Regions from separate parts of the Homo sapiens genome. Here all the other regions are linked to region 4. Evidence: chromatin loops called from intact Hi-C (ENCODE). Cell type or tissue: endothelial cell of umbilical vein. All regions are shown on one strand. Region 1 overlaps MAP2K6 (mitogen-activated protein kinase kinase 6). Region 2 overlaps LINC01483 (long intergenic non-protein coding RNA 1483). Region 3 overlaps LOC105371882 (a long non-coding RNA gene). Region 4 overlaps LINC01483 (long intergenic non-protein coding RNA 1483). Region 5 has its middle 450 kb from the start of KCNJ2. Region 6 has its middle 380 kb from the start of KCNJ2.

What was found. A loop is a pair of places that touch in the nucleus more often than their neighbours do. Peaks named below come from ENCODE experiments on the same cell type or tissue, not always from the same donor. Only the 100,000 strongest peaks of a DNase experiment are listed, where the experiment ranks them.
Region 1: it touches region 4 in a loop (5-fold over the local background); 6 of 110 quality-filtered maps call a loop at or near these places.
Region 2: it touches region 4 in a loop (4-fold over the local background); 4 of 110 quality-filtered maps call a loop at or near these places.
Region 3: a loop joins it to region 4, with 12 times the contacts of the local background. A loop is called at or near these places in 76 of 110 quality-filtered maps.
Region 5: a loop joins it to region 4, with 4 times the contacts of the local background. A loop is called at or near these places in 22 of 110 quality-filtered maps.
Region 6: it touches region 4 in a loop (8-fold over the local background); 25 of 110 quality-filtered maps call a loop at or near these places.

Annotation. Positions count from the first base shown.
Region 1 is chr17:69,524,497-69,528,496 of GRCh38, forward strand. It overlaps MAP2K6 (mitogen-activated protein kinase kinase 6), which reads left to right. Exons shown (of 12, transcript NM_002758.4): 9 at 405-482; 10 at 2,074-2,213. Among named protein-coding and RNA genes, the nearest start is that of MAP2K6-AS1, 41 kb to the left of the region's middle. In endothelial cell of umbilical vein, CTCF peaks have their summits at 572 (motif pointing left) and 1,672 (motif pointing right); a DNase peak (open chromatin) is centred at 1,685.
Region 2 is chr17:69,868,302-69,872,301 of GRCh38, forward strand. The region is part of intron 4 of LINC01483 (long intergenic non-protein coding RNA 1483); the gene reads left to right. Among named protein-coding and RNA genes, the nearest start is that of LINC01497, 91 kb to the right of the region's middle. In endothelial cell of umbilical vein, no CTCF peak of the experiment used is centred here; a DNase peak (open chromatin) is centred at 2,090; H3K27ac peaks cover 870 bases.
Region 3 is chr17:70,142,406-70,146,405 of GRCh38, forward strand. All of the region lies in intron 3 of LOC105371882 (a long non-coding RNA gene), which reads right to left. Among named protein-coding and RNA genes, the nearest start is that of KCNJ2-AS1, 25 kb to the right of the region's middle. In endothelial cell of umbilical vein, a CTCF peak has its summit at 2,017 (motif pointing left); a DNase peak (open chromatin) is centred at 2,006.
Region 4 is chr17:69,604,984-69,608,983 of GRCh38, forward strand. All of the region lies in intron 2 of LINC01483 (long intergenic non-protein coding RNA 1483), which reads left to right. Among named protein-coding and RNA genes, the nearest start is that of LINC01483, 13 kb to the left of the region's middle. RefSeq lists enhancers at 1,955-3,154, 2,230-2,499. In endothelial cell of umbilical vein, a CTCF peak has its summit at 2,360; a DNase peak (open chromatin) is centred at 2,398; H3K27ac peaks cover 1,649 bases.
Region 5 is chr17:70,620,503-70,624,502 of GRCh38, forward strand. No RefSeq gene overlaps it. Among named protein-coding and RNA genes, the nearest start is that of KCNJ2, 450 kb to the left of the region's middle. In endothelial cell of umbilical vein, CTCF peaks have their summits at 2,100 (motif pointing left) and 2,303; DNase peaks (open chromatin) are centred at 1,269 and 2,079.
Region 6 is chr17:70,550,918-70,554,917 of GRCh38, forward strand. No RefSeq gene overlaps it. Among named protein-coding and RNA genes, the nearest start is that of KCNJ2, 380 kb to the left of the region's middle. In endothelial cell of umbilical vein, a CTCF peak has its summit at 1,694 (motif pointing left); a DNase peak (open chromatin) is centred at 1,714.

The DNA.
Region 1 (4,000 bases), 80 kb before region 4:
TTTAGCTAAAAATTGCTCAGGTCTATTAGCATGGGACAGTAGCCCAGTGACACTTGTTTTATTGAGTTCTGGACTGTTCATGTTTTAAACAAGGATAATTCTAGATGGGCAAAGTAGCTTTATAATGTATACCCTGTTTCTTCTTAAGGCAAATTTTAAATTTGTTATGAAAGGAACTTGATCCATTACTGTGTCCAAGAAAAGACAAACACAGAAGAAGGGAAACCCCACGGAGGCATTGATATTTGTTGTAGTTAACCGGGTCTTCTTGGCCTTGGTGGCATGTTAACAGCTTATAACAACTCACTTGGCAGCTGGTGCTACCCCCATCCCCAGAGACTATTGAGCTAAGAACGTTATCTCAATTGTCTTCCCAGTTTCTCAGTTGTCTGTCTTCTTTCCAGCCTGAAAGAATAAACCCAGAGCTCAACCAGAAGGGATACAGTGTGAAGTCTGACATTTGGAGTCTGGGCATCACGATGGTAGTGTATGCCAATCATCATGAACTATGAGGTTGTGGGTAATGAAACTAGAATGAGGTGGACGTTGGGTTCAAGAAACAAATGCCCTAAATGCTGGTTTGGGGCGCCCTCTCCTGCTGAGCTGGTAGGAGATTTTGAGTAATAATTGTTTGTATTGTGGTACAATAAAAACACTGATATGGGATTGGGGAAACCAATCTTTCTCTTGATTCCACCTCTGACGAGCTGTATGCCTTTTTGAGTAATTGTTACAGTCACATGGACTATCTTCCTATCCTCCTCTGTAAAACGAGAGGATCTGACCAGATTCCTTATAGTTTAAAATTAAATTATTCGAGCCAAGGCAAGAAGCTTAAGCTGTGCAAAGAATGCTAATGTGCGTGAACCCTGATAGGGCCGTGTTATCCAGGACATAGACTATGCTTCCCAGGATATTTTTATTGGAGAAGTAGAAGTCAAAGTCTGATCAGGTCAGTGTATTAGTTCGTTTTCACACTGCTGATAAAAGCATCCCCAAGACTGAGTAATTTAAAAGAAAAAGAGGTTTAATGGACTCACAGTTCCATGCAGCTGGGGAGGCCTCACGATCATGGCGGAAGGTGAAAGGCACATCTTATATGGCGGCAGACAAGAGAGAATGAGATGAGACAGCCAAGTGAAAAGGGAGATGCTTCATAAAACCATCAGATCTCGTGAGACTTTTTCACTACCATGAGAACCATAGAACAGTATGGGGGAACCACCCCCATGATTCAATTGTTTCCCACTGGGTCCCTCCCACAACATGTAGGAATTATGGGAGCTACAATTCAAGATGAGATTTGGGTGGGGACACAGCCCAACCGTATCAGTCAGGTATATCCTCAATACATGATAACCAATAGGATGATTTCCTTAGACACAGCCCTAAAGTTATATGATTTATTCATAACTTATTCATAACTTTGGTGATTGTAAATTTCATAACTTTGGTGGTCATACATTTTCAGTGGATCACCAAGGTCTGGAATTATCCACTGTGGTCCTGGCTCCTCCCCAGGCACAGCAGCTGAATAAATCCCATGAGTTATTTCTCCTGCCTGCCCAGAAAGCACATGATCCTGTAATGCAAAGTGGCCTTTTCTCAAGTCCAAAAAAAGATCTGTCATTTGGTTCTAGGTTGCTTTTTCTCCCTGTCATTTCACCAAGGGACCTGAAGGTGGCAGTAGATGCTCGGCTCTGGAAAGATCTTAGGCTGGGAATTACTTGTCAGACCAAACGTTTGAAATCCTCGTAGCTTTACATCCTGAAGTTTAATACGGTTGGCTTACAATTTTTATGAAGTGCCACAGTGGGTTTTAGTGAGGGTCCCCATTTTAGATAGGCTTAAGTGGCTGTGTCTAGTAAGTAATATTTAAAAATCCCTAGCACTAGGAATTTGGGGAAAATTGCTAGAGAACAAATTATTAGTTTATTTCCTGCCCCCCTACCCCTGGACTTATACTTGAACTTTGCCTTGTGTTTCCTGCTGTCTATCCACAAATGAAACGTGGGTGATTCCCTAAAGCAGCCCTGTTGAAACTGTTGTCTCCTTTTTTCTTCTTTTCTCCAGATTGAGTTGGCCATCCTTCGATTTCCCTATGATTCATGGGGAACTCCATTTCAGCAGCTCAAACAGGTGGTAGAGGAGCCATCGCCACAACTCCCAGCAGACAAGTTCTCTGCAGAGTTTGTTGACTTTACCTCACAGTGGTAAGACAGCCTCACCTCCCAAGTGTCAGTGTGAAAGAAGAAGATGAGTTCTCATGAATTTCTTCCATCGGGGTTGAATCCATCATGCATACATTCATTCCGAAAGCATTTGTGGAGTATGCCCTCTCTGCTGGAGAAGCAAAGATGACCGTATCACACTCCCTGCCCTCACTGAGCCCAAAGTCAAGTAGAGAAGTCTCATAAATGAATAATTATAGTATAATGTGGCAAGTCCAGTGATAGAGATAGGGGCATAGGCGATTTAAGGAACTCAGAGGGAAGACCTCAGGATAGGCTTTTCTGGAGGAGATAAATCTGGAGCTGCGATCACGAGAGGAATTTTCCAGACAAAAGGGAAATAGGAAAGGAAACATATTCCAAACAGAAGGAACATCATTCACAATGTCACGAAAGCAAGAAACTCCTTTATGTGAGCTTTAAGCAATTTGATGTTGATTAAAGCATAAAGAGAAAGCTGATAGGACCCACTAGAGGCCTGGGGATAGGAAGTAGAGGCAAAGAATTACTTTCGGTGAGAAGATAGTGGGTAGTTTGAGAGTGTTTCTTAGGTCCCCAGAAGTCTTGTAGAACCTTGGTTGCTACTGAATACTTGCTAACTGTGGAGAAACTTGCCCACCATAAGAGACAATGCTGAAGTTCTGGGAAGGGAATCCAAAGGAAGTTGGGGTGGAAAGTGGGAGGGAGCCATACTCATGAGGTGAACTATATTTTCATGAAAACTGCCAGGGCAGTCAAGAAAAGCAAGAGGGGAAAGTATTCTCTAGACAATCCAGTAATTTCTATCTGCATAGAGGTCATGATGCCTAGCATGGCTTGATAGTAATGATCATGGCAAGTGATGCTGGAAGCAGGATGCCAGAAGTGAAGCACACCCCTGAGCCAGGTTAGCGTATTTGGCCATCCGGGAGAAGTAGATGAGAATTAGGAGGAAGGGGGCTCGGAGATGGTGGCAGGCCCAGCTGTGACCCTGGGAGGGGAGCCGTTCTGAGTACTCACTGCTGGGGAAGGGCCTGGAGCTCTGAAGGCTGTTTGAGGTACTGAGGAAGCTGAAGGAACATCTTCCCCGTGGCTTCATTCCTCAGCCTCCATGGTTTTTAGAAGTGCTGTGAGGCAGGGCACCCGCGCCTGTAATCCCAGTACTTTGGGAGGCCAAGGCGAGTGGATCACCTGAGGTCAGGAGTTCAAGACCAGCCTGGCCAAAATGGTGAAAACCTGACTCTACTAAAAATACAAAAAATTAACTGGGCATGGTGGTGGACAGCTGTAATCTCGGGAGGCTGAGGCAGGAGAACCGCTTGAACCTGGGAAGTGGAGGCTGCAGTGAGCCGAGATCACGCCATTGCACTCCAGCCTGAGCAACAAGAATAAAACTTCGTCTCAAAAAAAAAAAAAAAAAGCTGTGAATACAGCATTCATCAGGAAACATGGAAGAAACATAAAACAAAGCAACTGTCTGTTGCTTGTGAACCTAAGAGCTCTTCGACTCTTTGTTAGCCCTAGGCCCCTTCTCATTTCTGGTACTTTTCCCTGATGATGTATGAGGCTGGTCTGCAGTTGTTTGTTTTTGTTTTTGGCTGGATGACTAGAGAGGGGCTGGAGCCTCGAGCACTAGTGTAATAGTTGTTGGATGCCTCTTAAAAGATATATCTTCTAGGCTGCTTCCTGTCTGTTTTCCTTGAGGGAGTGTGCTGGATGTGGTAGTACCTCTGCCAGGTTGACCTGGGTTCATGATTTTGCCTTCTGGATTCAAAGACTTGTTTTTTGTG
Region 2 (4,000 bases), 260 kb after region 4:
CCAGCTTCTGCTTCTGGTGAGGCCTCAGGAAGCTTACCATCATGGCAGAAGGAAAAGGGGAAGTTGGTGTATCACACAGCCAGAGCAGGAAAAGGAGAGAGGGAGCAGGGCCCACACACTTTTAAACAACCAGATCTCATGTGAACTCAGAGTGAGAACTCACTCATCACCAAGGGGGTGGTGATAATCCATTCATAAGAGATTCACCCCCATGATCTGAACACCTCCCACCAGGTCCTACCTCCAACACTGGATACTACATTTTATCATGAGATTTGGAGGGGACAAATATCCAAACCGCATCAGGTAGAGATGAGTTTAGTAAAGAAACATCCAGGCCGGGTGCGGTGGCTCACGCCTGTAATCCCAGCACTGTGGGAGGCCAAGGCAGGTGGATCGCAAGGTCAGGAGTTCAAGACCAGCCTGGCCAACATGGTGAAACCCCATCTCTACTAAAAATACAAAAATTAGCCAGGTGTGGTGGCGGGCACCTGTAGTCCCAGCTTCTCGGGAGGCTGAAGCAGGAGAATCGCTTGAACCCAGGAGGCGGAGGTTGCAATGAGCTGAGATCACACCACTGCACTCCAGCCTGGGCGACAGAGCAAGACACTGTCTCAAACAAACAAACAAAACATCCAGCCGGGTAAATTGAAGGCACAAGATTTTGAGAGAAAGTGAAGAAGTTAAACTTGCTAAGGAGTGGCTTTATGCACTGGGGGAAGAGAGGGAACAGATATTGCAGGTAGCACTAGGAAGAGTCTGTCAGGCAGAAGACACAACACAGAGTTGCAGAGGTGGCTTTGAGTGAGTGGTAATCTGTGGAAGAGGTGTCTAATGACAGGAAAGTACAGATAATCCTGCGGACAAGATGAGGAAGGCTAGATAACTAGAAAGCCTTCGGTCTTGAGTATTGATCTAAAATGGGGAAGTGAATATAGTGAACTGTAAGATTTTTTATATTCAAAAATGCTGCAGCCACAAAAAAGAATGTCCTTTGCAGGGACATGGATGAAGCTGGAAACCATCATCCTCAGCAAACTAACACAGGAACAGAAAACCAAATACCGCATGTTCTCACTCATAAGTGGGAGCTAAACAACGAGAACACATGGACACAGGGAGGGGAACATCACACACCGGGGCCCGTCGGAGGGTAGGAGGAAAGGGGAGGGAGAGTATTAGGACAAATACTTAATGCATGCGGAGCTTAAAATCTAGATGATGGGTTGATGGGTGCGGCAAACCACCATGACACATGTATCCCTATGTAACAAACCTGCATGTTCAGCACATGTATCCCAGAACTTAAAGGAAAAGGAAAAAAAAAATGCTGGAAGCCATTGCCCCAAATGCTGAGTTCTAAGCAGAAAACTTGCAAGTTAGAATCCTGAGGACTCCAAGGTTAAGGCAGCACATGGATATTCAGTTGCCTTCTCTCTAGACTCCAGAGTCCCTGCAGAAGTCTGGCAAAGATAGCCTGGTCTGATCATCTTCAGAATCTAAACACACCTCATTTACATAACTACTCACTGTAGGTTGTTTTCAGTTGCCTTCTAAGATTGAAAATGCTAAGGCTTCCCCAGGTTTCAATATTACTTGGTCATTTTTTTTGGTAAGAATCTGACAGGTCAGTAGTTAGATGACCAAATGTTTGAAGAAAGAGTTACTGAAAGGTGATATGGTTGGATTGGTGCTTTAAGTTGAAGACTGTGGACATAATGGGTAGAATAAGAATCCCCGAATAATGGTTGTGATTGTGAAAATGGAAAGTAGATGATAACCTTAAAGAATTTGTGAAGTTGAAGAAAGTGGAGCATTTGCTGGAAAGCACTTCCTCAAAATCTTGCATCTCAAAGGAGTACTGGTTCTGCCTGACAGAACAGCATTGACCTCCACCTGAAAGAGCAGGCCTGACTCAGTGCGTCTCTGGTCCCCACACTGCAGTCACAGTGTGGACATTCTTTTGCAGTGTGTGGTAGCTCCCCCAGGGCAGTGGGCCTGAAGAGACTTGGGGGTAAGTGGTCAGGATTGCTTCCTGCAACAGTGAGAGGTCCTGACTCATGGGCTCTGGATCCCCTCTGACTAATGATCTGCAACTGACCCTCTGCTTGTTCTCTAGCAGGTCCATTCAAGGCAGGAATTGTAATTTCCTAGGACACAATGCTAGGTGAAAGGGTTCATTGTGTCACCAAGAATGACACAGTAATTTAAGCCTGGGAATGCAATTTATTCAAACTCCTCATTTCCTAAATGAGCTCAGATTAGAACAATCTCTTAAAGAACAATTTTAGAAATGTTGATGTTTTTCTTTTTCTTTTCTTCTTTTTTTTTTTTTTTTTTTTACAGGGGGTGGGTGAGTGAGTAGGATGGAGGTGGCCATGGAAAGAAAGGAGAGGAGGAGGCTTTCCATAACCATGACTTGAAATGACCGAGTCAGAAGGTTATGGCTGTTAGGAGGAGTTAGGACCAAGAAACATGCACTTTCTGCCAGTGGGGTCCAAAGTATTCTGCATATCTCAGACAAGTGCAAACCTGCCTTGCCTTTCTCTCTGTCTCCCTAGGAGGTACTGTTTGTGTGACAAAGAGAGTTGTCAGTAATCCAGCAGACACCCTCTTGTACTGCATTGAAATCCAGCACATTCCTCCCTACAGTAGGAAGGACAGACTGGGCTTGCTTTGGGGTTTATTAACCATCTTGAACTATTTTCCAAATGTTTTAGGTTCGAAAAAACCTGAATCACATTGGGCCACAGCCACTTTTTCTTCTTCGCTATTAAGCCTATGTGTATTTTATGGGAAATGTAATCCATATGTTTCTGATTCCTTTACACTTAACTCATCAAGCAGGATTTGTTAAAGCTATTTCATGCCCTGGATGCCTTTTGAGCCGTTTCCTTGTGACTTTCAAAGCCTTTTATTCTCCAGAAATAGGAAGTTACATTTTATGAAATGTAAATGAGCTTGAACCCCCAAAGGTCTTATTTGGGTCAGAATTTGGAACACTTGGGATCAGTAAGAAGCATGCTCTATTCCACTCTTTCAGAGGAATTTCAGCTCAGGGAATACTTTTACACTTTTCAATGCATAAAATTGGCTAAACTTTAATTAAGATGTACTTGGGAGAAAAAAAAAGCAAAAAAAAAATTTCATTGTAAGAGCACATATCATTAATGAAAAGGGGTAAATATTTCTGAATAAATAAAAGCTACCTCAGCTAAATTACCATAAAATAAAATAAACCGAAACAACCAAATACGTCTCCGAACATCACTAACTATGATCCTGTTGCTAAATTGCTGTTTTAATTTTGTGGCCCTAAAGTGAATCTCCAGTAAATATTTTTTCAATACCTCCCACCAGAACAATTAAAATAATTTTCCAGGAGCAAAGCTGTTTTCATGTCTTGGCAAAATATCCTGTTGTCTGAGAGCTCCTATTCTTCAGCAGTAGAAGTTTGCAATTAAAAAAATTAAAGAAATGCATAATCTAAAAATTCTCTCCTCTCCTCTAATTCTAGGAAGAAATTCCATGTTGGGTGTGACATAATAAAACAGGCTCAATTCCGAGCCTTTGCAATTGTTTCTTTTTCTGCCTGGATTAATCTTCCCTACGATCATGAATCTGTCTCCTCTGTTATCTCTTCACTGAGGCCGGCTCTAACTGTCTGGACTGAAAGAACTCTCCCAATTCTCCTTTTGTTACTCTCTACTCCATTTATCCGTTTTACGTTTTTCACAGGAATTAGCATCATCTACCATTGCTTAATGTCATTTGTGCACTTATATTTTCTTTTCTCAATGAGAATCTAAACACATCCCTGTATCCCGTTACTAAAACGTTAGCTGACAAATGGCAAGCACTCAATCAATGTTTACTAAATTTAATTGCAACAATTTGTTCAACACCTATTGACACGTATTATGCACCAGGTTTTATGCTAGATATCAGAGATATAATGAAATATAAAACCAAGTTCCTGTTCTCAAGAACCTCCCATCTT
Region 3 (4,000 bases), 540 kb after region 4:
ATGCTTTTATTTCATTGCCACATTGCTATGGTCTAAATGTTTCTGTCCCCTCCAAATTCCCATGTTGAAATCCTAAGCCCCCAAGGCCATGGTATCCAGAGGTGTGGCCTTTGGAAGGTGATTAGCTTATGGGGGTGGAGGCCTCATAAGAAAAATTAGTGCCCTTTTAGAAGAGGCCTGTGTGAGACCGCTCACCCCTTCTACCCTGTGGAAACACAGTGAGAAGGTGCTGCCTCTGACCCAGAAAGTAGACTCTCACCAGACAATGAATCTGCCTTGATCTTGGACTGTCAAGTCTCCAGAACTCTAAGAATTAAATTTCTGTTGTTGATAAGCCATCCAGTTTATGGCATTCTGTTATAGCAGACTGAACAGGGTTAGATACATATGTATTTTAGTGCAGTATTTTCTATTCTCATAAGTACTGTACCATCTGAATTCAGCTGGAAAGTTCCAATTTTACAATACTTTGTGCAATTTTAAAAATCTTTCTTTAATGTACAACTCACTGTGATGTACATTTTATACATCCCATGATAATAATTTGACAATTCAGTTAAAGTTATATTTGTTGAATTTAGTTTTCAGTTCTGCTATTACTGCCCTTTTCTAAAATTGGGTCTATTTTAAACAGGAAAATTGAAGCCATTTAAAAACACCACAAAATTTGATTTCAAAAAAGATAAAATATTGCTTTTACAATTGTAATGGCAGGAAGCAAGTAGCATAATGAAAAATGTAATAACCATAGTAGAACACTAAAATTCTAATGGGGACACCTTACGCTCATGACATAAACTAATAAAAGGCATCATCATACATGTTATTTTGTAAAATGCCAGAATTCTTAATCTAGGGAAGTTGGGGGAAAATGCTCATTTATGGGATGCTACTAACCCTTCATGTTATTATAAAGGAGTGCATCAGGGCCGGGCGCAGTGGCTCACGCCTGTAATCCCAGCACTCTGGGAGGCCTAGGAGGGCAGATCACGAGGTCAGGAGATCGAGACCATCCTGGCTAACATGGTGAAACCCCGTCTCTACTAAAAATACAAAAAATTAGCCAGGCATGGTGGCGGGCGCCTGTAGTCCCAGCTACTGGGGAGGCTGAGGCAGGAGAGTGGGGTGAACCGGGGAGGTAGAGCTTGCAGTGAGCCGAGATGGCGCCACAGCACTCCAGCCTGGGTGACAGTGAGAGTCTCTGTCTCAAATAAATAAATAAATAAAAAATAAAAAGAAGTGCATCTTCAGGTGGGTGATTTGTCTGACGAATGGCAAACTGTACCTGGCTAGCCTGTATTTCATTTTAACTTGGGGAAAAGGTGGTTTCTCTTGTATACCTTTCCAATGAGTGTAGCTCACCATCATTGCAACACCTAGATTCCCAGGCATCAGTGGTCTCCCAGTCTCCTGAACATGATGAGAGATGGCCTGTTCTCAATACAAAGCCATCATGAAATAAATGCAGGGCACACTGGGCTATTCTGGGTTCTTTTCCCAATATTGTGCCTGGCATGAAATGCAGAAAAACAGCAACTTTCAATGGACAAATTTGAACCTGTAGTGTAAGCCGAAGTTTCTGGAATGGTATTTTTATTCTTATATTATAAATAAATGTTAGCATGGTCATGAAATAACTAAGACTGAATGGAGAGCAACATTAGATCCATTGAACAATATAACTTTGTGTTTATCCTTCTTCAAAAGTGTAACTTATTATTTAAGTTATTACTGTTTGTTTTAAACCTTTGAATAATACATAAAATGATAGCTCTGTGGACCTGCTTGTCCTGGTGGGGCTGGAGATTGGAGGAAAAAAAAATATTAATGATGTTGCAGGCAGAAAGAAGACAAAAACTAAACAAAAGCACTTCGCCTTTTCCCCAAAGGTTGGGGTGATATTTAATTATGAAATGTCATAATTGTAGTGATAACAAGATTAATAATAACAATTATGTAAATGCCTCTGGTAATTGCAATTCTATTAGGAGGCTGAGTATTTTTGGTCACTATTGTGCCACCTTGTGGTCACAAGAGAACACATGTTTTTTCCATGAAGTAAATCCATTAAGTTTTAATTTATCCCCGACTGCTATGGAATGATATTTGGAAAAATAACTTGGAATGCTCGGTGTCAATAATACCGATAAACAAAATATAATGGACACCATTCAAGTCAGAAAATAGCAGGCACTGAAAAGCAACAAATAACATTGTTCTAAGTATAGATTCCATGTGCTAGATTTCCCCCAGCTACCTCAACATGGATTACATATTTAGAAGATAAAATTGTAGTTTCTTTAGACTGCCATTCTCAATCTACAAATATAGACATGAAACTCTGGATGACATCCGTTGAGCATCTAATAAATAATTCAACACTCTATTTATTGCAAGGGAAGGCAGCCAAAATGTAGGTATCGATTACCAATATTGTGTTAAAATAATCACGCTAATGCATGTATAGGTATAGCTTAATAAACATGATTTTAATGGCATGAGTGAATATTTGCTTTATAAATATGTATATTATAATCTCATAATTTATATGCATTTCAAAGAATCGTGATATTTGTTTAAAGGATTTTTCTGTTTTCTAAATCCTGCTTATGTCAGTATCCAGATGTGATGAACTGAGAAAGGTAGGATTAGCCACCTTCCCATAAAGTACTGTCTGCTAGAAACTAAATAATATATTTTGTAACAAATTCAGACATTTAATGGCCACCATCTTATACCATCAGTGCTTATTTGATTAAGGCTGTAGTTTTTCTTTTTAATTAAAGATAAAAATATTAAAAACAAGAAAGTCTCAATAATTCTGTCATTATAAGTAGTGTCTGTGGGTGTATGTTGCGGTGTGTGTGTGTAGAATGGGGGTGGAGGAGGGGGAGAGAGAGAGAGAGAGAGAGAAAGAAGTAGTATATAAGATAATGCATTCTCACAGATATACTGCCGTACTAGTATTGGTTTTAAGTATCTCCATCCATCTCTCTGCCTCTTTGTCTCCGTTTTCTTTGTTTCTTGACCTTATATGTATCTATTTCTCTCTTTTCTCTGATTTTTTTCTACTTATCTTACTCTCTACATATTAGTCTCTCTTTCTCTGTCTCTTTCTGTGTCTGTTTCACTCTCTCATTTAATTTAGATTGAAATCTAGGTGGTCAGGTAATCTAGATTTGAATCCTAGCCCCATGGATTACTAATGGTGTGGCCTTAGAGAAACTCCTCAGGCATCTAAGCCTCAGTTGCTTGTTAAATAGGGGTTAAAGTACTTACCTCGTAAAATTGTTCTCACAATTAAATGAAACATGACATATTGTAAAAGCCCTTAAGACAAAATCTAGCACAGAGTAAATGGCCAATATATGGTGTTTATTTTTATTTTTGTTGTCTGTGAAATATATACATTTTTAGTATTCCAATCTGTACCATCATAAGTTGCTCTAATACTGCCTTATTTATACGTATAATAAGTGACAGATGTAGCTCACAGAATTTTAAAAATGAATCTCCCATGTACCTCTTCTAACCACTTTATCAATGAATCGCTCAAAAGAAGAAGGTGTCTTTCTTATAATCATATAATTATTTAGTAGATCTGATACAGGAATTCATATCTTCTCTATCCTTACACACAGTTCATTGCAATGAATAATAATTCCCAATGTAAATCATGCCTTTTTTAGTAGTCTGTCTTTTCTTTTCTCTTTCTCTTCTTTCTTTCCTTCCTTCTTTATTCCTTTCTTCCTTTTTTCTTTCTTTGTCTTCCTTCCTTTTATATTTCTTTCTCTCTTAAATTAATGCAGCCAGTGACATAACAATTTTCAACAAGTACTCGATTTTTATAAAATTCATTAATTCATGCATTCATATATACCATGTGTCAGATCATGTGTAGACATTTTGAAGGTAATAATGAACTAAATAGAAAAAAAGATACTTCCCTCATGAAACTTAAAATACAGTGAGAGAGTGGCTAGGCGCGGTGGCTCACGCC
Region 4 (4,000 bases):
CATATGGCTACCTTGAAGGGAGTCAGAAAATACATTGGCATCTGAGATCTTCATGTGAATTATTTTGAGAATTCCAAAGACTCCAAACTCAATTCAAAGAAACATGATGGAAATTTCATGGGCTTTTAATTGGACTTTCATCTTTGCTTCCTTTGTCAGTAAAGAATGACTGTCCTGGAACTTGAGGTTGTTGCTAGACCCCCTTCTTAAAAAACAAACAAAAAAAACCTAAAGGTTCTATAGTTAAAGCCTCTTGGGAGGGGAAGAAGACTCACTCAGTACACAGAATGATAAAATTTTACTTGCCGAGGTAACATACATGACTTTGGACAGGTTTAAGCTCCTTTTTCATTGGAAGGAAGAGAACTTTTAGGCTTGCAGGTGCTATTTCTTTCTTCTTCCAATTTCTACAACTGGAAACTAGTCATTGTAGGGTTTTCCTTAAATAAGTCCAAGTCTACAGGAGGCAGCAGGGAGTCTATTCCACTGAAGCCTTCCTATGAGGATTGAACAGCTTCTAATTTCTTGATCATTCTAATCATCATAACCATCTGGAAGATTTCGTCATTAAACTAATAGTTGGTAATCATATTGTCCTGGCTTTCAAAATAAAACAAAACGATAAGGGCTTCTAGACAATCCAAGCAGGCTATTTGTCGAACTGCTCTATTTATCTGTGTCGATTTCATTTATATATTTCAAACACCCACTGCCTCTAAAGTATACCGAATCATGCCCTCAAGCAATTGGTCTCATCTACAAAGAATGAGCCTGACCCATGATTCTGTGCTCCTCTGTTTCTCACATTATAGTCATAAGTTAGCCCAAAGAGAGAAGCATATGATTCTTTGGATGAGATCTCTGTTATCTTTTAAGGAGATAAGAATCATAAACTCCATTCAAAGGTGACATCAGAACAATGAAGGACATTCTGAGACAGAGCGAATGACCTCATGACATTTTCCCTAGATTTTCTAACTTTTCTTCTGTTTAGTAATCAATCATTCACTGACTCTAAATGTATGGGAGGTAAAAGTTTTTCTTTACTTTCTTATATTCTGAGGGTGGGCCTGCAAGTTAAACTGACAAAGATAGATGAATGGAAGAAAATTGTACACATTGTATGTGATGTTAATATTCTTATGTGGGCAGGGTTTTCATAGAAAAGAGGTGAAAACCCCCCAAAAAGCAGGTAAACTGGAGGGCATCTATAACATTTTAGCAAAGGATGATAACCTGGGGAGAAGCGACTATGACAGAGGAAAGAGGGTTTGGGCTTCCAGGGGTGGTGAATGGTGGGAAGGTAAATTTATGAGGAAAAGCAATAATAAACAAGAGTTATTTACTAAAGTTTGCTTACACAGCACATCTTGGTGCTATCTCCATCTCCTGATAAGGGTTGTTCTCCTCTTTCTAATAGGGGAGGGTGGGGGACACCTTTGTTTAGCCTAAAGCTAAGGTTTCGCCATATACAGTGAACTGTAACTCAAGGGGCTGTGGAAATATAGACTGTAACCTATTCTTGAAACAAGTAGCCAAGTTTTAGCCAATCACAGCAGCTGAGTTTCAGCCAATCACAGGCAGCCAACTGTCTAAACTGCGTTTAAATAAGGCAGATGCTGAGCTGTAACCAATCCAGCTGTTTCTGTACCTCACTTCTATTTTTTGAACCTCACTTTCCATTTCCTGTCGATTAATGTTATCTGACCATGTGGCAGCCCAAGAGTCGCTGGGAACCTATTTTGCTTCTGGGAGCTGCTTGATTCATGAGCTTAATTAAATTGTTAAATCTAATTTGTCTAAAGTTTTTCTTTTAACACCTTCACGAGGGGAAGTTTATGCCCTGCTTTAAGCAGAGGGGGACGGCAGAGCTCTTCTGTGTCTGCTTTTTCTCAATTGCCCCCAGCTCAAAATAATTCTTATGCCGGCATATTTTGGGGTGACATATTCTGATCTCCTTCATTGGGAAGCAGTCCCTGAGTGTGAGCCTAGCAAAGACTCTCTTCTTAGAAATCCTCCCTAATTTGAAACATAGTGGTTAAAATTCAGAAGCTGGGTCTCTGTGCACGTTATCTAACTGCTTGGCACACAAAGGTTTGTCAAATAAAAGACAGGCAGGTGATGAATGCATTGAGAATTGTTGTCAATCCTACCTAAAGTTCCACAGACTTAGAGAACATGTCTTTCTACCTGACAACCATTCAGAGCAGTTTGGCTGTTCCAACTCGCGTCCTCAATTTCATCATTCAAAATCTGTGAGACCGATACTGAGCTCTCATGGAAGACTGGCTCATTTAATTGAACAATTTGGAAAACTGTTGAGTTGAGGAAATGTATACAGAAGCTAGGTGGCGCTGGCGGCCACAGGCTGCACAAGATAATCCTCTGCATGTCAGAACATGCCCTGTGCCCAAAGGACACAGCTGTGAAACCTTTCTGAAGAGTTTAGTATCAGATACAGGGAGAATGATTTGAAACAAAAGAGAAATACAGAAATTCCACAGCATCACTTTCAGACTGTCCAACATTACCCATTCCTTCTGACATAAACATGAAAACCCATAAAGCACAATTTGTATTTATCTATTTTCTAAATAAACTCCTCCTGGTCATTTGCTTTTTGAATATTCTGTTTGGTCTCTTTGGTTTTGCAATCACCACTGACTTGGAGCTCCACAGAAAAACCAGAAGTTCCAAAATAGCAATCGGAAGAGAACTTGGTTTCAGTCCCTTTTCCATTAATGCCTATTTTCCACAACCACATAACCTGTGCATTTGGAATATTTTCCCAATAGCACTGGCTTTCATAAGCTGTAGTGACTGTCAGGAAATAAAACTGCTTTGGTGGAAAGACCAGAATTATATAGCTGAGAACACAGGAATGTTAAACCAGCCTTCGAAGTCTTGCAGAATAGGAGAGAACAAAAGTGGGCTGTGTCAGTGAGGCAGGTTTAATAGAAATAGAACATTTATGAATTTCTAGTCACATCTTCTGACCAGATAATCTTCTACAGAGTCATTTAGCTTATGTATGGGAGATACGAATCTTACAAGTGGAAGATGACCATGCCTAAGTCAGAATATAATAGTCTGACAAAATTTTCTGCTTTATGTATGCTTATGGAACTTGTTTTATATATAGACATATCACATTTATATAGTCATTTAATAAATTTCATTCATTGAAAATAATACAAATGCATTACAATGAAAACAATCATTAGGTACGTACTTTTGGTTAATATTTCCAACTGTCCTGAAAGATGTGGTATAAATATATCTGTAATCCCTAGGGGTTTATTGCACAAGAAAAAAAGCAGAGCACACTGTTGATTTTTTTTTTTTTTGAGACATATTGGCTGGTAAAATGTTGATACTAATTAATTCTGAAGTGGAAACAGGCTTACAGGCTGGCAGACGGGTTATAAAATTTTTTTTTTTCCATTGGTCTCAGAATTGCTAGAATCTTTGTTTCAGCACCAGTAGCTCTGGTTTAGGTTAATATTTCTGCCTCCACTCAATACCATGTTATACACCCTCTTGCCTACTGTCAAAGGAGTTTGTTGAAGATAGTTTCTTTACCTGAGAAAGAATACCATTCTCCTTTACTCCTCTTTTACCATGTCTCCTCTTCTACCTGACCAGTGTACATATTTGTCAACTCTTTTTCCAACCTGTTAGCATGTTACTGATGGAGGGCTTCACGGAAGAAGCATGGAGTTGAGAATTTCAACTTTTACTTCTGTTACAGGAGTGGCCTTCAGCCTCACTTAGATAGAAAGGGCCACAATAAACTCAGAGGAGTAATAGGCTCAGAAATGGTGGACAACATACTCATCTTATTTATCACTGGGTTTCTGGCCCTTGATGCAGTACTTGGTATTTAGTCAGTGCTCCTTGCTAAGCTGCTTGTTTGTGTCTGCTTCCACATTCCAAAGATATGAGGATATGAGTTTGAATAGAGTATGAGATAGTTAACAAATATGAAACCAGTGGTATT
Region 5 (4,000 bases), 1.0 Mb after region 4:
GAGTCATGACTGCCTTATTAGTTATGTTTGTGCTTCCAAAACTTACAGTCCATTCCATCTGTGGTGAGCCACTTCAGCAAAATATATTTTGGACCATGAATTATTGGGCATAATGTAACAAAGCAACTGGTTGTTTGACATTTTTTTTTTGTTTGGTATCATGTAGATAGTTATTTTTAGAACCAACTCTAAATGACTTTTCTCCGGCCTTTTTCTTTTTTTTTGAGATGGAGTCTCGCTCTGTCGCCCAGGCTGGAGTGCAGTGGCACAATCTCGGCTCACTGCAACCTCCACCTCCAGGGTTCAAGCGATTCTCCTGCCTCAGCCTCCCGAGTAGCTGGGACTACAGGCATGCGCCACCACATCCAGCTAATATTTTGTATTTTTAGTAGAGATGGGGTTTCACCGTGATAGCCAGGATGGTCTCGATCTCCTGACCTCGTGATCTGCCCCCTTGGCCTCCCAAAGTGTTGGGATTACAGGCATGAGTCACCGCGCTGGCCTTCTCCAGCATTCAACAAGTGTCATGCTATAGTCGACGTGTCAGAAATATCCAGTGAGAATCAGGGAAACCTCATTAGAAAGAGTTCCTGATTGGTTCCCATATGTTCCTGAGCTGTTTACTATATTAGAGTATGGTTTCAGTTTCTCTTATTTCTTTCACTAATCTTTGGGCTCTAACAAGGTATATTCTCATTATAATCTCTCTGTTCTCTCAAAATCTAACACAGTACTAAGTACAAAGTTAGTTCTCTCTATATTGTAGTTAAATGGAATGAGTTCATTACAAGAAGATTAGGGCTGAATTAGCCCAGTTTGGCATTTTACATATTTGAATAATCAAATGGTAGCTAGAACCTCTATTTTGCTTGGTTTTATTAATTCAGTGGGGGACACCTGCCGGATTTAATTTCTCCCTCATTTCTAATGGACTAAGTCAGTTTAGGTCACTGTGAAGACGTGGGTGAGGTCATGAACTTCAGTCTAGGGCTGCTGTTTTATTGTTTAGACTATCGCAGCCCTCCTAAGCCAAATTTCTTATATACTTTCAAAATAAAAATGCAGCAAACTAGTGTGGAAGTAGCCTCCAGAGCGTTCTGCCCCTCACCACCCCCGGCCCCTCCAAAGTTAGACTTAATCTTCTTGTTTCCATGTCAAATCCAAACTGGACCACCATCACTAGTTTCCTAGGAAACCCTGAAAAACTGTCTTTACATAACTCACTTTGCCCACTATTGGAATGCTGCCACTTCTGGGGAAAGGCACAGCAGCTGTTCAGCTGCCTCATAGCAACACTTCACAACAGTGTGGGAGGAAAGCAAAGACCAGCAATATACTTAAATTAAACTTCCCTGGGGAGAGCAAGATACCAGGGCAGAAGGTAATAGTTTAGAGTCGAGAGCATCTAATTAGTCAACAAACCTGCCCTGAAAGCGAACGTAGTGAATTTTTAATGAAATCAAGAGACCCAGTGTTTTTTCTCATCTTCCACTTGAAAGGCACTGATACATATTTAACTGCTATCATCGAAAGAGTCCTTCTGTTTCAAACATACTTCCAAAGAAGTATTTTTTTTATTTTTATTTTGAACTAAACAACAAAAAAGAACACCCACAGCAAAGAATAAAGGTCAACTGGGTTATGTTTTCATATAATTCCTACTATTTCCCCAAAAGTTAATAACATTTCATCCAGCTACCCCTTGGACTAGCTAGGACTAGCTAGAATTGCCAAAACTCAGATGACAATGCAAGAAGCATCGTTTCAACCTGGCTCTGTTCTCTCTTTAGCACGGAAACAAAACACATGTTTATAGCAGCCATTCTTTGAACCGTGATTCATAAAATAGGGGTAGAAATTAAAGAGGTAAAGTCAAAGTTGCCAATAGTAAGAGGAAAATATTTGAACGGATGGAACCCAAACTGCCATGTAATGCTGTGCAGTTTGCTGTGCATAAAGGCACTCAGCCAACGAAGCAAATGGAAGCTTAAAATGCAGTTTGGGCTCCCCTAACCAAACTGTGCACCCAGGAGTCAGGCTACTACTTCCCGAAGAAGGGGTACCTTTTTCTCAGCACAAAGGCGCCATCTGTTGGCCATCTCAACAGAGGGGCTGCTTTCTTTCGGCGGGTTGTGGTCATTCAGAGGGGAAGCCAATTTTTCTAGTGGAAACCCCGCATAGAATGGGGGACCCTAAGAGGCATTCTTGTACAAATACTTCATTTTATACATAAGAGAACAAACACCAGGGGTCCAGTAGAGAACAAAAATAAGGACCTCTGTTTCAGAAAGCAGAAAAAGATGTTATTAAAAGTACTAACAGAAACTTTTTTCTCTCTCCATGAATTCTCTGAAATAGTCATGGTGTCTTTATTTGCTCCATGTTATTGATTTAGTGTAATTCTAAGCAAAGACAATTTTAAAATGTAATTATTAGCATTAATTTCCCTTTTCATCTTTATGTCGTGAAATGTCAGCTTTTAATATGAATGTAAATGCATTTTGTTGGTTACACGGAGTCACTGATGCTATCCACTTCCTATTTTGTAGGTCGTACACGCCTACCCATTTCCTTCTTATCAGAAGAGTGAAAACACTGCAGAAAACCACCTCTTCTGTTTGTATTTTACTTCCGGAAACATATACATCCCATCAACCCTCTCTATCTTCAGTTTACTAGTGAATAAAGAAGGACTTAAAGGTAAAGAGACCATGGCTACTCCTATATTCCAATGTTGTCTTCATTTCCAGCCTAAGTGGCTGGCTGGCACATGGAGGGAAGTAACAGGAGTTAGAATGGCTATCATAGGTTCCTTGTTCCTCTATGTTTCCCAGAAGGCCATTGTCTTATTTCTCCACCGGAAAGCAACTTCAGGTTTGAATGGAATATGTGGACTCTAGGGATGTCAGAGTCCCTGCTCACTCCCTTGGGAATGGTACATGCTTACCTGTACTCTTGAGTCTTTCTAGACCCTCAGGCATTGTGAGTCTACTAGAATTTTGTGTCATGCAGCATTGCAAATGCTATAAGACAATGGGGAAGTACGGAACTACAGGGAACATTCAAAGTGTGCATATCTCCTCTGCTCACACATAGGCACCATTGTCCCATTAGACTTTACTTACAGAACACAAGTTGAAGGATTAAATTATCAAGAATTTCAAGACAGTAACATGAGAGCATTAAACTAGACACAGGGCCCTTCTGAGGACTGAGCACAGGTTGCCAGCCCACAAAACTGGACATGAGAAATATTAAGTGATTTGCCTAATAACCAGAGATAAATGCCTTTCAACTTCAGCTCATTTCTAAGCATTAACTTCTATTTACTTTTTTTTTTAGCTAATAAACTGACCTTTCTAACAATTCTTCAGTGTTACTATTAGATCAATGAATAATGGAATGCAAATGTTTGGGAGGGAAGGATGCTAACAGTGATCGAATGCTCATGGTGCTTTGCCGTGCTTACCTAAATGATCTTATTCATTACAATTCTAATGAGGCAAGGTGTGTTTAATGCATTTTTAAAGCTGGATACTTAAAACCTTAAGAAAGCAAGTAACTCATCCAATGTCAAGTAACTTATGTGTTGAGAAAGCAAGATCAATGAGTTATAAACACACGGAACTTGAGTTCCGTTCCCAACCTCCCTTTCAAAATCTATTCAGCGGCGTCGCTTTCCCATGACTCTAGATGGAGAGTTGGGCGGGCCCTTGAGTTTCTACCTGCTTGGAGGTATTGAACAGTTTCTCCCATTACTTTAGATGACAACTCAGATTCAACTTGGAAGCTGAAGTGTGCAGGTATCTGTAACATTCACATGTCTGGATTGACTTAATGTTAAATTTTCTTCCCTTCCCTAGCTGGGCTGTTGAAATTGGCCACACCATTGCCAACAGTGACACAGCACTTCCTCTTTCCTGCTTGAGTCTTCCTCCAGTTATTAGTTTGAATGGGAGTGGTTAGTACTTAGAAAGTGGGGTGTGGAGCATGAAATATG
Region 6 (4,000 bases), 950 kb after region 4:
GTTCTCCAGGCTGAAGCAGTGAATGAGTGGGTGTCCCCTTTTTCCTTGTTCCCTCTCTCTCTGTATCTCACTGTGTGTGAGTGTGTGTGTGTGTGTGTGTATGGAAGCTGGAAGAAAGCTGAGGCCAGGGGAGAAGGTGGAGAGCCATAAGATGTTCATGAGCATTACCTGACAAGTACCCGCTTTTGTTGCTGTGTGAAGAGTAAGTGAAATTTTTATTTTGTTAATTCAAGGAGATTTTAGGGGTCCATCTGTTATAGTAGCTACCCTTACCCTAAATGGTACCCTGGTTTAGGCCAGTCATGATTCATCCTCTGAAAGTAGAGTGACAGGGCCTATTTTCCTTAAGTTCTTGATGTCTCCCTGCTCTTAACCTATTAATTGAGCCTCTGTTACCAGGTATAGATATTATAACAATAGTAGAAAGTGTCTCCCACAGTACGTCATAACAATTTTTGTATGCCTGTTGAAAATACAGAGCCCTTAACTCTTCCCCAGGATTACTGAATTAGGCTCAGCTGTCTACATATTTAAAAGTACTCTAAATGATTCTAATGTACCCTGAATTTGGACACAACTGCTCCATAAGGTGTCATGGAGCAGCAACCCATGGATCATCAATGTACCGTCCTCCTCCAGAGCATTGATGTGCTGAGAAGTAGAAGGTATTAGAGGCAGAAGCCATCATTCCTTACAAGGGAGAATGGGAGTAGTGGGTCTTGATGCCGACAGCAGACACAGGGATGATGTCCACCGTAACCTGGATAACGTCATAATAATGTAACATAGTAAATATGATTTAAAGGAGGAGTACCTTCAAAATAAGACAGGAAGAAGCCTGTCAAGTCACTCAAGCTCTTCTTTGCCCCAAAACAGTTGCCTATGACACTTTACCAAAGCATTATTACTTAAAGGTTTTAAAGTAACATAGACCAGCAGCACCACCTTGCATGCCATATTTGAGCTTTTTAAAGAGCCCATTGCCTAGTAAGGGTACATGAATTCAGTAAGGCATAGGTCTGCTAGACACAGGCATTCAACGCTCTGGAGGAGATTATATGAAACTAAGAGTTGAGAGTCACTTTTGAGTGATGTAGCGACGCAAATAAGAATTTTCAAATCTGTCAAAATGTAGGCTGTTAAGTTTGACCTGGGGCACTAAGTCTGAAGGGTTAACAGAGAAGTGATGAGCCAATGTAAAGCTGTATACACACGTGCACACACACAGGAGCTGGGTGAGAATGTTCATAAAGCAACAGGGAAATGTGGTTAGTGAGCACCTGGCAAAATGGCTTTACAAATGCTTTCCCTGAGTTTTAGGTAGAGGAATGTCTTGTTGGTGTAAGCATACAAACCAAAGAGCTCTGAAGTAATTCACTATTGCCTTGAACTTTAGGTGACCCAAATCAAGGAATAAGGGATAGCTTAATTTAATGAAAGTAGAAGGTAAAAAAAAAAAAAAAAAAAAGTTCAGTCTATTTGGTAAGAAAACCTCTTTGGCAAACAGCAGACATGATGTTGCTGATGGAATCTTTAAAGAGGTAGCGGATTTGGTGAAGGACTTGTGTTTGGCATGGAAGGGCTGGGCAAGAAGAACCCTCTCCATTGCATAGCAGAGGGTTCCCCCTTTCAAGCGTGCTTAGGGAGATGGAGTTAGTGGCTGAAACACAAATTTAAGCCCTTTGAAATGTAATATCCTACGCCCTCTGGTGGTTACATTTTTTAAAAATCGTACTAAAGAAAACAGGTTGAAGAAATCATAGAATGCCAATTACAGGAATAACAGGGATCTTAAGTGTCATTTGTCAGAGCTGTATTCAAGATGCCCTTATCGTTAGTTAAAGGTGTCAGCCCCTGAATCAGAAAGAAAAAAAAAGCCTTATTTAATCAGTTTTGCAAATGCTTGAGAAGTCAGCTTTCTCCCGGTTTTTCTCCATCACTTTTCAGGAACTTTTCCATTATGCCTCTGTCGTCAGAATACTTCCGAGATTTGGAAGATAGTGACTCCACTTGGGATGGCTCTGAGGTCCTGCTCCTTCTTGGTATTTTGATAGAAAAGCCTTTTGCCACTCAAAGGGGAATTTCTAAAAGAAACTTCAAACCACACAATTACTTTAAAAGGGTGATCACACAGTAATACATTGAATGATGCCTGGCCAGGATCTAACAAACTTGTCTGTTTCCCTCTTTGTTGTGTCTGGGAGACAGAAAGACAGCCTGGCCATTCTCATGGCAAACTGTCATTAAATTATATCAAGTGTAAATAGTTGTGACTGACACTGTTAACAAAGAACAGGAATCCAGGAACAAAAGGGCACTTCAATGAAGATTAGATGTTCCTTAAGCAACAGATTTTAAGGACCTAGATTCCATAAAATTAGAGTTCTGATTAAGTCTTATAGATATATGTGTATGACATATGCAAGAGGACTTAGATAAAAATTTCAGAGAAAAATTGAATTAAAGATAAAAATTAAAAATACAAGCTTTGTCAACATAAGCTTCCTCAAGTTCAGGACACTTTTGTAAGTGATGATACCTGCCATTTAGTCCACCTATAAAAAACCGATGGTCCTTGGAATTTAACCATGTCAATGCAGTGTTTTTTCCATATTAGCTGAAGAAAAATAGGTACCTTAAAATTTTTTGTTTTAGGATCAGAAAACAAAAAGAAGTCAGAAGGATCCAGATTAGGACTGTAACATGGATACTTAATGATTTCCCATTAAAACTCTCATAAAATTGTCTTTGTTTATTAGAGGGATGAGCAGGAGCATTGTCCTGGTGGAGAAGCACTCTTTGGTGAAGCTTTCCTGTGTGTTTTTCTGCTAAAGCTTTGGCTTTCTCATAACACTCTTATCATAAGCAGATGTTATTATTCTTTGGCCCTCCAGCAAATCAACAAACAAAATGCCTCAAGCATCTCAAAAAACTGTTGTCATGATCTTTGCTCTTGGCTGGTCTACTTTGGCTATGACTGGACCACTTCTATTTCTTGGGAGCCATTATTTTGATTGTGCTTTGACAGCAGGACACACTAATAAAGCCATGTTTCCTCTCCTGTTACAATTCTTTGAAGAATACTTCAGGATCTTGATTCTATTTGTTTAAAATTTTCATTGAAAGCTCTGTTCTTGTCTGCAGCTGATTTGTGCACAACAGTTTTTGCACCTATCAAGGGGAAAGTTTACTCACCTTTAATTTTTCAGTCAAAATTGTGTGGCTCACGCCTGTAATCCCAGCACTTTGGGAGGCCTAGGCAGGTGGCTTACCTGAGGTCAGGAGTTCGAGACCAGCCTGCCCAACATGGCCAAACCCCATCTCTACTAAAAATACAAAAAATTATCAGGGTGGATGTGGTGGTGGGTGCCTGTAATCCCAGCTACTCGGGAGTCTGAGGCAGGAGAAGCACTTGAACTGGGGAGGCAGAAGTTGCAGTGAGCTGAGGTTGCACTCCAGCCTGGGCGACAAGAGCGAAACTCCGTCTCAAAGAAAAAAAAAGAAAAGCAAGAAAAAAGCCGTGTAAACTAAACGAATTGAAATATCTATTGTGTTGGCTGTTGGTTCTGCTATTAATTGGTGGTTCTCTTCAATTAAGGCATAAACAAAATTAATTTTTTTCTTGCAAACTGATGTCGATGGTCTGCTCCTTTGGGCTCATTTCAACATCATCTCATTGACAATTTAAAGTGAGTTACTCATTTATAAATTACTGATTTATTTGGGACATTGTTTCCATAAACTTTTCATAAAGTGACAATGATTTTGCCATTCTTTCGCCCAAGCTTTACCATAAATTTGATGTTTGTTCTTGCTTCAATTTTGGAAGAATTCATATTGCTTTGATAGGGAATCATTTCAAACTCATGTTTTGTAATTCTTAGTGCCTCTAATTAGATCCTGTTCAGTCATATTGTAACAAATTGGTACAAGTTTATTTGGTGCAAAATTTTTTTTGAAATCTATACGTAGATTTTGCAAAATAAACATTTTCCATAAA